2 separate regions of the Homo sapiens genome follow, and region 1 is linked to region 2. A link is an interaction called in ENCODE POLR2A ChIA-PET data of the cell type or tissue named here. Cell type or tissue: PC-9. All regions are shown on one strand. Region 1 overlaps NCOR1 (nuclear receptor corepressor 1). Region 2 overlaps NCOR1 (nuclear receptor corepressor 1).

Region 1 (2,500 bases), 91 kb before region 2:
CTGAGATTCTACAACTACATCTCCACCAGGGCAAAAGTAAGCAAATAATTCGTAATGATTTTCTTCTCAATTTCTATTTAGGCTAAACACATGGTAAAAGCTTTTCCAGGAAGACAATAAGAGCTGCATCAATTAGAACATATTTCTTTTTCCAGTTTGCAAATAAGTGACCTTTTCAAATGAACCAAAGTATTCATAATATAGCTTGTAGTCAAAATGATCACATTAACGTCTCTGTGGAGACAGTTTGCAGATCTAGGTTATGAGACCCAGTCCCATAATGCAGAAAAATGAACTTAAGCCACAAAATAGCCAAAGTGCTAAGAATTATTTATCATTTTTTCCTGAGCTTCTGTTGAGTATATCAGAGATGATCGTGACTAACCTGAGTGATAGAGCCCCGTAGGGATGGAATGCTCTCCACTGAAATTTTGCTGGTTGGAGTTCCCCGAGTTATACTTCCTTCTTGTATGGCTCCTGCGGTACCTGAATACAAACAAAGCTATTAGCAAATTACACCCCCAGCCCCTGCCCCAAAACATAAAAAAACAGCCCCTACTTGGGAGAGTACTCAACTAAGAAGAAAAGAAAAAAGCAGCACAAAACCCATCATGTTTGTTTTATTAAAATGTACTTCCAAAATAATACTAAAGAACTGCTGAAACATGGAACTTCAAGGTTTTAAAATGACTTTTACATGGAAAGAAAACAAATTTAGAATTTAAAGACTATAGTTAAAAAAGCCCATCATTAAAATATATTAATAACTTACTTTAATAAATTTATTGGGGACAAAAGTTTAACATTTCTGCCAACCAGCATATTTTACCTCTGACTACACCTTCATGTTGGGCCCTGACCAACAGACCCTCAGGTTGTGAGTTTTGGCTTCGGGGAGAAAATTCTTCCTGCTTGATGTAGGGCAAAGTAGCTGTGGAAAGGCAGAGAAACATGAAACAATCCAGTACTAAATTACTGGCTGTGATGCTACAAACGTAGATGCATTATGACTGTATTAACTCACTGACCTGATTTGGCAGATTCCTGTTGCCGTGGCAGTCCAAGAGAGATAGATCCCACTGACGGCTTGGGTGTTTCTTGAGTGTAGGAAGCCTGATTATGAGAAGTCAAATAAGTGCCTGGTGTTCCCTAAGAAAAAAACAAAAAAAAATTTAAAGATTAAGCAAACATTGTTTTTTTCACAAGGTCAATTTCACAAAGTCAGCATTCCCATTTCTGTTTAAAAAAAAAAAAAATTATACCCCTTCTACCCAAAACCAAGAATAGTTTTTGTAAAGCAAGAAAATCTTCATCGTAGATTGCTTAAATATAAAAAAAATTTTAAAGGGAGTAGGATATGTCTTCTAAAATTACCATACATTACATGTAAATAGTATTTACTATTAATAAATTACATAAATAAAGCACTTATATGTTGCAATCAAAATGTAAGCTACTATTATTAATATTCATTCCGACTAAAAATGCTATGGAGAGTGGTATCAGCAAATACAGCAAAGTAATAAGGACTTCCAAAAACTCTCTTCCATAAAAGCAACAAGAAAACCTGGAAAAATTTTAAGAATCAACCTTTTTTTTTCTTTTCTTTTCTTTTGTTTTTTTTGTTTTCTTTTTGTTTTTTTTTTTGAGACAGAGATTTGCTCTATCACCCAGGCTGGAGTGCAGTGGAGCAATCTCGGCTCACTGCAACCTCCGCCTCCCAGTCTCAAGCAATGTAAGAATCGACTTTTAAAGAACCCTGGAAATTAACCAAAGGCTTGTAGAAATCTGGAAATATTTATTTAAAAAAAAAAAAAAAAGCTGAATCTAGGTAAAAACAGGTAAAAACAATGGGCTTTGTGGCATTTTAACTTGTTCCATTCTCATTCTCCTGATCAAACTCTATGGAAGTGTTGAAAACCAAAAGCACTCAATCATAGTGCAAACCTATGGTGGCTGCCTGGCAGCCACTAGAAGGGAAAGAGCAAGGATGGAGCTCCTTAAAAGCCTCATTCCCAGATAACTGTCATTGTTTGACTTCTCTGTTGGTTCTCTGGGAGACTCCATTCACAAAGCTGTCTTTATTTGACCTGACTGGAGTGGGAGAGGAGGTGCAGACTTGTCAAAAACAATCAGAGGCAACTGATTAACTTCTCCACTGCCTGAGACAGTAGATAACAGCCAGGGTAAACAACAGGCTAACCAAAACACTTAAAAGGAAAAGCCAGGGAATGAGATGTTCATGGGGTCTGAAAAACTCCAACATATTCCCTAGAACCTAGAATGCTACATGCATGTGCAAGGCTATGAATATGCCTAGGAAAGACATGGGAAGGCCCCACTGCTCTCAACTTAGGCTGCCCTTAAGGCTCTGCACGCCAGGAAGTAAAGACTAAGGCAAAGCTGTTAAGTGCCCAACACATAAAGAGCACCCCTCAGCAAAGGCTGATTTTACTGATTTTAGACATTTAAGGAAATGTCTGTCTAATCATTAGCTGAT
Region 2 (2,500 bases):
TTTTTAAAATTAATTTATTCTTTCTATGACAAATATTTATTCTGTATCTACTAAGTGTCAGGCACTTCCTAATCTGCAGAATTAATAATAAGCAAAGCAGAGTTGAAAAAGGTAAACATAGGCCCGGCACAGTGGCTCATGCCTGTAATCCCAGCACTTTGGGAGGCCGAGGTGGGCAGATCACGAGGTCAGGAGTTCAAGAGACCAGCCTGGCCAACACGGTGAAACCCTGTCTCTACTAAAAATACAAAAATTAGCTGGGCATGGTGGTGCGTCCCTGTAATCCCAGCTACTCGGGAGGCTGAAGCAGGAAAATTGCTTGAACCAGGACCCGGGAGGCGGAGATTGCAGTGAGCCAAGATCGCGCCACTGCACTCCAGCCTGGGGTACAGAGCGAGACTCCATCTCAAAAAAAAAAAAAAAGAAAAAGGTAAACATAGCAATAAAACAAGGACATACTACATGAGCAAACATTTCACAAAAGATGGGTAAATAAAAATAAGTGCATGGGGAAAGTTCTTAATAGAACTCGCATTGTTTGAAATGTCACAAAATATAGCTAAATATTAAAACTTATCTTTGTACAGCATGGCAACTATAGCTAATAATATGTATTATATATTTAAAAATTGCTACGAGTGGATTTTAAATGTTCTTACCACCAAAAAAAAACTATGTGAGGTGATGAATATGTTAATTAGCTTGATGTGTTTCCCAATGTATACATACATCAAAATATCACACTGTATAAATATCATCATAAATATAAATATCACCATAAATATACACAATTTTTATTCCACAATAAAACTGGGGGAGGGTCGTTATCTCCAAGTTACAGGATTACAGGTAACTTTTTTCCTCTTTATTTTCCCAGTTTTCTATAAGTATGTATTACTTACATAAATTAGGAACAATTTTCTTTTGTATAGAACTTATATGCACAATTCAACCTTACCTGGATGTGTTTTCTCCCATATAGCAGTTAATAAACTGCTACTAAATTTAAGGGACTTGTTTAAAATTTAATTAAGATTTAACAAAACTAGTAGTCTTGAGTACCTCTGACCACATTTTATAGCCAGCAAGCCAGTAAAAAAATGCTTGAGCATTATTTAATAGAAATTCTTCTTTATGGGAGCAGTCTTCTTGGACTGTTTTCACTTACCGAAAAGGCAAAAGTGCTCACTTTAGCAGTCTGGAGCACTCATCTGTGGTTTCTAGTTTTGTTTAACAAAATTTTTACTTTCCCATACCACTAACCTTTAGAGACTGGTGTAACTGGACTTTCTTTGAGGTGCTATGCATGAGTATAACTAAATAAACATTACAAACCTACAACTCTACAGGGTAAGAGAACAAATATTTACCTTCTTAGCATCTGCAGAAGCCCTCAGCCCTTCTGGCAGCGGGTGCACTAAAGGCAAAACCGCAGCACTGACACGCTGAAAATGAGAATCAGAAACCTGTTCCAGACGTGGTCGCTTCGATTCCAGTGAATCATGATCCACTGGGGATGGGCCTGGATGAAACGGTTCATAACTAGTTCTCCTTTCTTGAGGCCTAATACATACAAAGAAAATAAACACTTGAAAATTTGTAAGTGATGTACAACTCCCTGGTAACATCCCTGGTTAGACTTTGAAATAACAAATGAAAAAGTCATGCTTACATTCAAAGTGAATCCGTACCCCTTCTGTTCCCACCCCCAAAGAATATATACCTCACTATAGTACCATTAAACTTCTAGTCTAATTTTTAAAAAAGGTTTGAATTAGCTGGGCGTGGCAGTGGGCGCCTGTAATCCCAGCTACTCGGGAGGCTGAGGCAGGAGAATTGCTTGAACCTGGGAGGTGGAGGTTGCAGTGAGCTGAGATCATGCCACTGCACTCCAGCCTGGGCAACAATGTGAGACTCCGTCTTAAAACAAAAAAAAAAGGTTTGGGGGGAGGATTAAAAACTAATCTAGAAGTGAAAGACAAAACAGAACATTTGCAGAAAGTTTAGTTGCTGAAGAATATCTATAAACTAATATTTTTAAATGTTAAAATGCCATAATAATTAAATTTGGGATAATATAAACCAGAAGAGCCACCATTTTTCAACCAATAATAAAAACAAGCAAGAAATAAAAATCTCCCAGCTATTGCTACAAAGAAAGAGAAATGACTTCACTTATGAGGTACCATTCAGTCTTAAAGACAAGTCTCTTGAGGAGAAATCCAACATTGCTTCTAAAACATCATCCTGGCCCCAAAAACATGTATTCTGTCTAGCTTCCCTAAATACATGACTTGAAGATCAGAATCTTTCATTTCTTTACAGGATGTATTGTTGAGTCCTGCTCGTGAGTGCTCATTAAGTTGACTTTTCATTTTCTACCAGGTGTTTACAGAGGTGATATTGTATCTCATGGCCAACCTGTAAACTAATGCTTTGCAAAGCAATATTTCATTGAAAACAGAATTGCTGGGTTTCATATTGAGGACAGACAATGAAA

What was found. Peaks named below come from ENCODE experiments on the same cell type or tissue, not always from the same donor. Only the 100,000 strongest peaks of a DNase experiment are listed, where the experiment ranks them.
Region 1: POLR2A ChIA-PET joins it to region 2 with 6 read pairs; 2 of 35 experiments call an interaction of 5 or more read pairs at or near these places.

What each region holds. Positions count from the first base shown.
Region 1 is chr17:16,079,579-16,082,078 of GRCh38, forward strand. NCOR1 (nuclear receptor corepressor 1) reads right to left here. Exons shown (of 46, transcript NM_006311.4): 24 at 1,029-1,149; 25 at 830-931; 26 at 386-486. Among named protein-coding and RNA genes, the nearest start is that of SNORD163, 72 kb to the right of the region's middle. In PC-9, no CTCF peak of the experiment used is centred here; no DNase peak of the experiment used is centred here.
Region 2 is chr17:16,170,433-16,172,932 of GRCh38, forward strand. NCOR1 (nuclear receptor corepressor 1) reads right to left here. Exons shown (of 46, transcript NM_006311.4): 4 at 1,371-1,563. Among named protein-coding and RNA genes, the nearest start is that of SNORD163, 18 kb to the left of the region's middle. In PC-9, no CTCF peak of the experiment used is centred here; a DNase peak (open chromatin) is centred at 1,379; H3K27ac peaks cover 1,069 bases.